Regions from separate parts of the Homo sapiens genome. Here region 2 is linked to region 1. A link is a contact called in ENCODE Hi-C or POLR2A ChIA-PET data. All regions are on one chromosome and are shown on one strand. The core of a region is the stretch at or near the end of the contact, and the rest is flanking DNA. Distances in the headings are between cores, read along the strand shown.

Region 1 (5,422 bases), core at 366-2,865:
AGGTTTTTGTTATAGCCAAACAAATTCCTAGATGATATACGGGAGGAGCATATTGAAAGTAAATGTTATCTTTCTTTCTCTAGGGCTGATCTCACCTACAAAGTTCACCACTCCTCAAATCTGATAGGAATCTGCTAGGTTTTTTTTTTTTTTTTTTTTTTTTTTTTTTTTTTTTTTCAGATTCCCTCTACTGCAGTTTGTTTCTCAAAGAACATGGGTTGATAATCCCTACCCCTTCTCTGCCATTTACTGTGTGATCTTGGGCAAAATACTTAACCTCTCTGTGAGTTTTCTCATCTGTACAACGTGACTAATAATACCTGGTTGTTGTGAGGATTTTTCAAAGCTAAATAAAGTCCTTAGAACAGTCTAGCATATCAATAGGAACTTGGTAAGTGGTGGTGATGATGATGACCATGATAAAACGATGACGTGCAAAGCACTGAATCACCTTGTAGCCATATTAGGATACAAACTGCACCTGAATTTCCATTTTCCTGCAGCAAAACTCTATAACTCTGACTAGGATGGCAGGTCTATAACACTGACTTGCTTCTCCAGCTGCAAAATCTCCTTAAAGACACAATCTGCTAAATTCTTAAGTCGACCTTCCAAGGTGTGTGGGAGGAACGCCAAGTTTCCCTTTAGCTTATCCACCACACCCCAGCCTCCCCTGTGTGCTATCTGATTCCTCGGACCTTCAGGTGTAACCAAGCCTGACCGTGTAATATTTTCCTTTTTCATGTTAAATTTCATCTTACTGAGTTCTGACCAAGGTTCTCAAATATTCAGACCCTTTGGTAATTTTAACTTTAATTTATCTTTGGTATTTGCCATTTCTCACTCATTTTGCATTATCTGAAAATGTAATCTAACTCAAATTGACTTTCTCCTCCAGGTTGTTAATGAGCACTGCATATTGGATAATATAGTTTCCGGTACTGAGCTCTGTGGAATCCTTCTTGATTTTTATTGACGTTCAGATCTAATTTCAGATGCCACCAATTATTACTTGTACCGACCATTTGTCAATAAATCCCAGAACTATGCTACCGTCAAATCTTCCAGGCCCTACCACTTTAATTGATTATGAATTGCTTGGGTCAGAGGTTTCACATCAAATAAATGTTTCAATGATTTCTCCTGAATTCCCCTGTGGGGTTTCAAGTTCATAATTGTGTTCAAAAATGGCTGCGTCTGTGTTAGGGAGAATAACTGGAGGCTTTTGAATCTGCCTGGCTTGTTGCTCATTAGATTCTCTTTCCTCGTGTGCGTAGAGATCAATTTTCTTATTAAATTTCTTAACTTCTTACCTGGAAGGGCTGGCAGACCATGAAAACATTCATTTCCTGAGTCATCATGTTGATGAATATTCCTCTGTCTCTGAGTTTGGGATCATGCCAGATCCCAAGATTTCTGCTGCCTCCACGGTTTGTGCCGTGGCTTTCATACCTCAGAGCCTGAAATGTCCCCCACTTCTCTTGAAGCACTGAATTTTAAATACTCCAGTGGTTCTCAACCTTGGCTAATTTTGTCCACATACCTGGCCTCCACCCCCGCCAGGACATTTAACAATGCCTGGAGACATCTGTGGTTGTCACAGCTCAAGTGGAGGGGGACAGTGCTACTGGCATGGAGTGGGCAGAGGCCAGGGTTGTTGCTAATCACCTTACAATGTACCGCACAGCACAGCACCCATAACCAAGGACTTTCTGGCCCAAAATATCAGCAGTGCTGAGATTGAGAAACTGTCAAATTTCAGCTCTTCTCAAAGCCACCCCCTTCCCTCCCCTATCATCACCACCAAGAAAGAGGAAATAATTAACCTGATTGAGACATGGAGAACTGCCCCCAACTGGCTGTTGACTTCACTTCTCTGGCCACAGCTCGCTCACTGTTCAGTCTGAATAGGGATGAGAATTGAACTAGAGGTACTAAATTTCTAAATCCCATTTATGTTTTCTCCCTCTCCCTCTCATCCTCCTTCCCTCCCTCCCTCCCTCCATTTCCTCCTTCCTTCCTTCCATCCATCTTTTCTCCTTCCTCCCTTCTTCTTTCCCCCACTTTTCCCCCTCCTTCCTCCTTTCTCCAACATATATTTACTGGGCTTCAACCATGGACCAAGCACTTCCATAGACACTGTAGATGCAGAAATTAACAAAACAGAAAATTCCCTACCCATAGGGAGCTGATGTTCTAGCTGGGCAGTGAGATAATATACAAGGGGAGGAATTTCAGAGACCAATGGGTGCTGGTGTTGCAGGACTTTTCCTTAGCTCAGCTAAAGTCAGGGTCCTTATCCCACGGCCACGAAAATATAGGCTCGCAGACAATTTGAAGCATGAGTAAAGCAGGGTTTTATTTGCTGAAAAGAAAAAAAAGGTGGGGGGAACAGGGATTCTCTGCAAGGCCAGAGTTCCCTGCTGCTGTGTTTCCTGCCTCACAGTTTGAATCCTAGGAAGATCTTCCATACAGGAAGAGGAAGGGCCAGGCTCCTCCCGGCTGCAAACTGTGTGAGCTTCCTGAGGCTCCACCCCAGTGCGCAGACCCACTGGAGTTTTGCCAGGGACCCCTTACCCCATCTAAAGACATACATCTAGCTGCTGTTAAACTAAGGATAAGGACGAAAACCAATCTTTTTTTTTTCCCCCTGAGATGGGGTCTTGCTTTGTTGCCCAGGCTGGAGTGCAATGGTGTAATCTCAGCTCACTGCAACCTCCACCTCCTGGGTTCAAGCGATTCTCTTGCCTCAGCTTCCCAAGTAGCTGGGATTACAGGTGTGCGCCACCATCCTGGGCTAATTTTTTTTGTATTTTTAGTAGAGATGTGGTTTCAACATGTTGGCCAGGCTGGTCTCGAACTCCTGACCTCATAATCCACCCGCCTCAGCCTCCCAAAGATGAGGACCAATCTTAACTGCTTCCTGCTGGCAGGAAGGTGACAGGGGTGCTGTTTTGGGGAAATGGTAATCAGATCTCAGAGACCTATTTAAGGGTTCCTGGCAGAAGGGGCCATCCTCAGAGGCTCCAGTTGCATGAACATTTGGAGTTTAATGACCTGAAGGCAAGAATAGATAAAATGAGTTACTAGAAATTATGTATCAAAACAAAACAAGGGGGAGGTAAGGACAGCTAAAAAATCCCAAGGCCTTTTACCAGTTTGCCCAGGAAGATAGGGGTTAAAAGCCTGACTGATTAAAAAACACTTGACCCTTTTGCTGGCATGTTGGGATTCTGGGTTCCCTCTCCCTGAGCCCAATCTTAAGCCAGCCAGTTTAAGGTTTGGGAAATTAACTCTTTCCAGTTTGGAGGATGCATCTGAAGGGAGTGTCCTGTAGTACAGAGACACAATTACCTATCAGCAAAGAGAGGTCAGAGGAGAAGAAAGGAAAAAAGAAGGCACCTTTTAAAGGAGTCCCAGGGATTCAGGATGCATTCAAATGGGGTACAGACTGAAGACGAATGGCTACCCATCGAGAAAGAGGGAAGCAGGTATCCCTGGTTCCCTTCTCTTCCTAGCAGATACTCGGGGTATGTGAGGGAGAGAGGGAAGACGATCCCCTTTCCTCTTCTGTCCTTGCATTCCCGAGTCCTGGTGACGTTGGCAGGCACCATCATGTGTGCCAAAGCGGCTTGCACCCATGAAGCAGGGAGGCCTAGGGGGTGGGAGTCATCCACTCTTACCCACATACACCTTATCTCCCCTGCTTTCAGTAGCCTTGAATTCCCTAGAACTCATTTATGCCATAGTACTAACATGGCCTTTATCCATGAAACAGGAAGCTTGGGCTTGTCTTAATTGGCAGGAATCAGCCGTGCTTACCTGCCCTGTGCCTTTTAACCTCTGTTATCATCTGCCTCTGGATCCCTTAAATCCAGTTTTCTTTCCTATGGCCTTGACCTGAAGCTTGGAATTGAGTTTGGGACAAAAATATGTCTCGGTAGCGGGGGGGTTGCACGTTGCATGGACTTCTTATCATAAGCCAAATGCTAAGGTATAACTGTGGAACTGAGTCCTCCTCCAATAAGGGAGAGAAAAAGATGTCTTGTGACACACCCAGATAACTAGTGGCTATGGTTATGCCTGCTAGGATTTGGGTGCATTGTGCTTGGCTTTGGTTAGCTCCCTTGGTCTTACTTTCTCAAATAGGAAACCTCCAAATGGTGGGCATCCTATTTAATCCCATCACCTAGGAGGATATACAGGATAATTGCTCAGAACTAGAATTTTTTTTTTAATTTTAGATGGAGCCTCACTCTGTTGCCCAGGCTGGAGTGCAGTGGCATAATTTTGGCTCACTGCAACCTCTGCCTCCCAGGTTCAAATGATTCTGCTGCCTCAGCCTCCTGAGGAGTAGCTGGGACTACAGGCACATACCACCGAACCTGGGTAATTTTTTGTATTTTTGGTAGAGATGCGGTTTCACCGTGTTAGCCAGGCTGGTCTCAACTCCTGACCTCAAGTGCTCTACCTGCCTTGGCCTCCCAAAGTGCTGGGACTACAGGCGTGAGCCACCACGCCTGGCCAGAACTAGAATATTGATCCAGATTTTTACATTATCCATCCCTCTTGTTCTTTCTGAGCTGCAGCTGGAGATTGCTGGTAGGTTCACAGGAACAAGCAGGGTTAGTGTAAAATGTAGGCAAAATATTAAAAACAACTAGTGAGTTTGGAATTTAATGACAAATGTATTATAAGTTTTGAAATATAATTTCTCTCTCTCCAGTCCTCATTTTTGTTTAAAAAACGTATCATCATAGGACTGAGCGGTTTGAAAAATAGACTTTACTTTCATATTTGGCCTGACTGTTTGCATAAAGTGCAGCAAGAATAATTATTTCTATATAAGCCTTTAGGATTGGCTTTGATGGAACTCTGTTCCCCAAGGAATCTCAGATAAGACCTTTTAAAGCAGAGTCCAACCTGCAAGTTAAGTGATCCTTTCCTCCTAAGGTCCCAAGATAAACTTGGAGCTTCTGGACCTGTTAGAAAGTGACATTGTTTACTGACTACAGGTCAGAAACCCTGTATAGGTACTGTGTTGGCAAGTGTATGAGGCCAGTTTCCCCACTGGGTTTTTATTGTCTCTGCAAGCCAAGACTGACTCCTTAAAGGGAAGCATACCCTTCCAGTCAAAGCCTTGGTAGAATAAACACTTTCTCCAATTTCGTTCTGTTGCAAAAGGAAAATGGATTCTCATTGCACCGATGTGAACAAATATATTGCCATAAGAATAATCAGAGACAGTTTCCAAATTTTAGAGGAACCAGGCAGAGAGAAACAAACATGCTCCAAATTTTGTTCATAGGCATATACCTTACTCAATTATTAAAGACCATAAATAGTTCAAGGTAAGTTTCCTTGACTCTGAAAAACAAAACAAGGATCAGCAATAATCCAAGCGAAAGTCAAAAGGTTGCTT
Region 2 (5,578 bases), core at 3,055-5,554, 4.2 Mb before region 1:
ACAGTAAATAATAAACAATTGTTACAACACTAGAGGAAATCACAGAAATACTGCCACCATCCCGAATATGAGAAGTGTAGGTATGGTCTTACCTACCAGGGCCCCGTTTAACTCTGCAGGATGGACAGTATAGAAAATAAATGAATTTTAGAGAATAACAGTGAATACATACTTTACATGTTCTTCCACTGGCCTGGTATTTCACAATTAAGAAAATAATGAAGATATATCTAAGGTAAGTTGAGAATTGAAATAGATGTAGAAGAAAGAATAGACATTATATAAACTTAATCTTACAAATGGATAGTAATATGAGATTCCAAAAGTTGGTGGAGCAAGAAATGGAGGTTTAAAAACAGTTTCAAAGGTAGGTGATAAAATTCTAAACCATTAAAAAATTGGAAGGGACAAGTGAGGGGTTAATGCAAGTGAGCTAAAGTCTCATCTCTCAAAGTAGGAAGCAATCATGTATAAGGTCAGTAAATTGAGATGTAGTACGATAAGCAGACAGGGAGGTAACTCAGAAAAATTATTTGTTTGGAATTGCTGCTTTAGAAGTCATCCCCAAACTTCATGGTTTCAATTATTTTCTCTTGGTTCCTGTGGGTCAGGAATTCAGGAAGGGCTTGGCCAGGTGCTTCTGGCTAGGAGAGCTCTGCACAGGTGCAGTCCCACAGCTGCTGGACAGCTGATGCAACTGGGCGCTGGCTGGATAGCCCTCTTCATGGAGACCTGGGGTTGCTCCAAGTGGCTGCTCTGCGTAGGATGTTTGGGCTTCCACACAGCATGGCTGCCACGGGGCAGTCTGACTGCTGACATGGTGACTGATGACTGCAACTTCAGGAGCAAGTATTCCAGGGACCAAAATGGAAGCTGTACCACCTTTAGCAATCTAGCCTCTGAAGTCACATAGTGTCTCTCCTGCCATATTCCATGGATCACAATATTCACAGAAGCCAACCCAATTTTGAGGGGAGGGGACATGGATTCCCCCATCCCTGGAAGGAATGTCAAGGTGACATTGTAAGAGGAGCGGTTGAGTTGGCAGATGTTGTTGTGGCCACTTTTGGAAAATAAAATCATCCACAGGAATCAAACCTAAAAAAAGACTGGAAGTCATTGCCCCTGGGGAGTGGAATCAGGGCTGAGGAGGGTTTGAGGGTAGGGAACTGTGAAGTTAGATCTTAGCCCACTGTACTGTTATTTTTTTGTCCACACACAGCTATTCTTTTGATTAAAAAATCAAATGGGCCAGGCACGTGGCTCACGCCTGTAATCCTAACACTTTGGGAGGCCGAGGCGGGCAGATCACGAGGTCAGGAGTTCGAGATCAGCCTGGCCAACATGGTGAAACCCCATCTCTACTAAAGATACAAAAAAATTGGCCAGGTGTGGTGGCAGGCACCTGTAATCCCAGCTACTCAGGAGGCTGAGGCAGGAGAATAGCTAGAACCCAGGAGGCGGAGGCTGCAGTGAGCTGAGATGGTGCCATTGCACTCTAGCCTGGGTGACAGGGTGAGGCTCTGTCTCAAAAAATAAAGATGAAATAAAGTAAAATAAAATAAAAACTAAAGTATCAAGATCACCTCTAAAAAAATAATTGCAGGATTTAAAAAATTGTAAGTATTATCTAAGCTATGTAAAATGTATGTCCAAAATAAAACTAAAAGAAGTATGGTAGAAATCTAGTACCATCTATCCAGATGTCAGAACTTTATATATACTGGCCTTGAGCCTATAATGTCCCTGCCCTCAAGAAACTTACAGTCCAGTTAAAAGGACAGTCAAGTGAATCAATGATTATAGTGCAACACTTTGAGATCAAGGACAGATGTGCAAAGCGCACCGCACAGCCATTGAAGAGGAACAGCTAAAGACTAGGGGAAAAAGTGGAGGGGGAGAGCCTCATTTGCCACCACTGGTGGTGAATATCACACAACTTCTTAGTCTGAAAGCTAGGAATTATGGGAGACATTGAACATTTGCTCTTCCTCTTTAAGAGGAATAGCAGTTGATACCTAGATGATGAGGGAAAGCTCTCTCTCTCTCTCTTTCTCTCCAGAAGAATGCCAGCTAATAAATGTGAAGGGAACAGCAGAATTTAAAATACCCTTTGCCAAGCCCGATGAAATGATTCAGGCAAAGATCATTGATGGATGTTAAAATTATTGAGTGAGATGATATTTACATGGCCTATGAGTGTATAATAAACCACTCAAAATCTTAACGGCTTAAAATGGCCATTTATTATTATTCACAAGTCTGCAATTCAGGCAGAACTCCATGGAGAGGGTTTGCCTCTGCTCCACATGGTGTTGGCTGGGGTGAGGAATCCAAGATGGCTCCATCACATGTCTGGTGTCTCAAGTTGGGCTGGCTGGACTGTTCTCTTTGATGTGATCTCTCATCATGCAGTAGTCCAGCCTGAGTTTCTTTCCATGGCAGCTTACTCCCAATCCCGGAAGCTTCAATGCCTCTTAAGGCCCAGACCAAGAAATAAACAAGTTAGAAGACCAGTCAAGATTTACGGCATGAAAAATAAATTCTACTTCTTCATGGGAGGACCAGCATATGCAGATAGGAAAGGGAGGAACTGTTGGTGATGACCCACCCACATTCAGAAGTGTCCTCTCAGATTACTTGCTCACCGCCAAGGAGAACACTGGCTTTACAATGGAGAGCTATGGCTGTCACCACCTTGCCAAGGAAATCAAATTGAGTATCACTAACAATGGCAACCAGACATCATGTGCCACCTGGTAGGATGCAACATGAAAACCACTTACAAAGTATTCTTATAAAAAAATGTGTAGTCTGAATCTAATTGAGCCATAGACCTAATGCCAGGTTACAGAAAATTCACTGGAGAGAGAAATAACACCACAAGAAATCAATCAGTCAGAAGAGAATGCAGGGTCTTCTACAAGACAACTGACCCAGTCTCTTCAAAAAAGTTAATGTCATTTTTCTAAAAAGGTTGGAAGATTCTTCTATTCTTCTAGATTAAAAAAAGTTGGAGATGTATAACTCAATGCAATATATGAACCTTGCTTGGATCCTAGTTTGGAAAAAAAAAAAAGCTATAAAAGACAATTTGGGCTGGACACAGTGGCTCACGCCCGCAATCCCAGCATTTTGAGTGGTCAGGGCAGGTGGATCACTTGAGGCTAGGAGTTCAAGACCAGCCTGCCCAACATGGTGAAATCCCATCTAGAAAAAAAAATGGGGGGCAATTGAAGAAATATGAATATGGGCTGGATTGTAGGTAATATTATGGAATTGTTATTGCCTTAGGTGCGATAATGGTATTGTAGGTAATGTTAGTGTGCATTGTACCCTTCACTTTAGAAGACATATGCTTAAGTGTGCTCATACAGGGATGCAGAGGAAGTGCCATGATGTCTATAAATTACTTTGAAATGGTTCGGGGAAAAAAAACCCACACATGCACTTAAACACTACATGAAGCAAACATGTCTAAATAAATAACACTGAAGGATAAAGAATCGTTTCTGCAGTTTAAAAAATATCTAGTGATAGAATCTATGACTAACTGCCGGGCGTGGTGGTTCAAGCCTGTAATCCCAGCACTTTGGGAGGCTGAGGCGGGCGGATCACTTGAGGTCAGGAGTTTGAGACCATCCCAGCCAACATGGTGAAATCCCGTCTCTACTAAAAGTATAAAAATTAGCCGAGTGAGGTGGTGGGAGCCTGTAATCCCAGCTACTCGGGAGGCTAAAGCATGAGAATCACTTGAACCCGGGAGGTGGAGGTTGCAGTGAGCGGAGATCGTGCTACTGCACTCCAGCCAGGGCGACACAGTGAGACTCCGTCTCAAAAAAAAAAAAAAGAAAAGAAAAAAAAAGAATCAATGACTAACTGATCTTCAGTGCTTCCCACACATCTTTCACGTTTTTCTCCTTCCTCTCCCAAAATTTGCCCTTTGTATTATTTTTGCATATAACATGTACATACATATTATTCTTTACCCTACATCTCACATTTGCTTTAGGCTTTGGTGTACTGTTAAATAGATTCAATTTTCAAAAGATTGCTCTTTTACTATGCTTTTCCCAGTCAGCTATTGGCTGGCTGAGTCATCCTGTAGTCTTAATAATTTCCTCAAGAACTGCTTATGGGAAAAAGATTTCCTTGGTTATTAGATGTTCAAAATTATTTGTCTGAAACTTTTATGGGTGAAATACAGATTCGCTGAACGTGAAACCTTGACACAACATTCCTTCCTTGAGGATCTGACAGATGTTGCATCGTTCTCTCATGTTGAATGTCACTCTGGAGAAACCTGAAACTAGCCTGATCTCTTTTTAAGACAACTGACCTGATGATTTTGTCTAACTGACCAAAGTCTTCACTCTTTTAAAATCCAATACTTACTAGAGAATGACTCAATGTTGATTATTTTCAGTCAGTTTTCCCTGGTGTAAAATATCATATCTATCTACCTATCTATCTATCTATTTATGTGTATGTGTGTACACACACATATAAATGTTCAAATGCTTTAGTATTTTAGGAAAGTGTATTTGAAATTTTTAAAAATATTTCTAATGTCTTGTTTTTTTTCTTCAGGTATTCCTATTCTACATATGTCGACTCACATCCTTTGTCTGTTTTCTTATCTTTTTTTCTGTCTTTTAAATTCTTTGTTTTCATTTCATTTTGTTTGCTTTACTCATTATTTCCTTTCTGTTCCTTACTGTGTTTTTCACTCTATTCTCCTCCTGCGTTCACTTTCATTTTCATATCTGTGATGATTTTTACTTTTACTTCTTTCCTGATTTCTGCCAGTGTAACTTTTATCTCCTCTTGTTGTTTCATCATTCTTCCCTGAGTCCTTGCATTTGTAGTCTTCCTTCATAAAATAACTGCTTCACCAAATGTTTTAAATCATGGTGAAATATTTAAGTATCCAAATAAAAGATTTTTTGTTTTGTTTTGTTTTTTCCCTGAGTGTAAATCTATTGAGGAGTCTTTCTGCTCTTCACCGCTCTTTCCCCTCTTTTTTTTTTTTTCTCTCATAATACCTCTGTATCAGGATTGTGCCAGTTCCTTTCAAAAGAAATTACTTACCTTTCAAGTCGAGCACGGTGGCTCACACCTGTAATCCCAGCACTTTAGAAGGCCAAGGCAGGCAGATCACCTGAGGTCAGGAGTTCGAGACCAGCCTGGCCAACATGGTGCAACCTCATCTCTACTAAAAACACAAAAATTACCCAGGCATGGTGGCAGGTGCCTGTAATCCCAGCTATTCAGGAGGCTGAGGCAGGAGAATCACTTGAACCCAGGAGGCAGAGGTTGCAGCGAGCCAAGATTGTGCCATTGCACTCCAGACTGGGTGACAAGAGCAAAACTCTGTCTCAAAAAAAAAGAAGAAGAAGAAAAAAAAGAAACTATGTATCTTTCAGGCCGGGCACAATGGCTCACGCCTGTAATCCTAGCACTTTGGGAAACTGAGGCAGGCAGATCCGCTGAGGTCAGGAGTTCAAGACCAGCCTGGCCAACATATGAAACCCATCTCTACTAAAAATACAAAAATTAGCCAGGCATGGGGGCACAT

What was found. A loop is a pair of places that touch in the nucleus more often than their neighbours do. ChIA-PET counts read pairs that join two places held with the same protein, here RNA polymerase II (POLR2A).
Region 2: a loop to region 1 is called in a map of A673, with 17 times the contacts of the local background. The contact joins two enhancer-like sites. A Hi-C loop is called at or near these places in 1 of 168 maps with a recorded cell type or tissue (A673). POLR2A ChIA-PET finds 5 or more read pairs at or near these places in 1 of 52 experiments (A673).

The regions. Positions count from the first base shown.
Region 1 is chr18:59,204,769-59,210,190 of GRCh38, reverse strand. No RefSeq gene overlaps it. Among named protein-coding and RNA genes, the nearest start is that of GRP, 13 kb to the left of the region's middle. Within about 2 kb of position 1,615, at least 2 of the 41 ENCODE cell types and tissues checked have a DNase peak (open chromatin) inside an H3K27ac peak, as active enhancers do; they include A673, where a contact is called at or near this core.
Region 2 is chr18:63,378,275-63,383,852 of GRCh38, reverse strand. It overlaps KDSR-DT (KDSR divergent transcript), which reads right to left. Exons shown (of 2, transcript NR_186602.1): 2 at 2,224-2,476. Among named protein-coding and RNA genes, the nearest start is that of KDSR-DT, 14 kb to the right of the region's middle. Within about 2 kb of position 4,304, at least 2 of the 41 ENCODE cell types and tissues checked have a DNase peak (open chromatin) inside an H3K27ac peak, as active enhancers do; they include A673, where a contact is called at or near this core.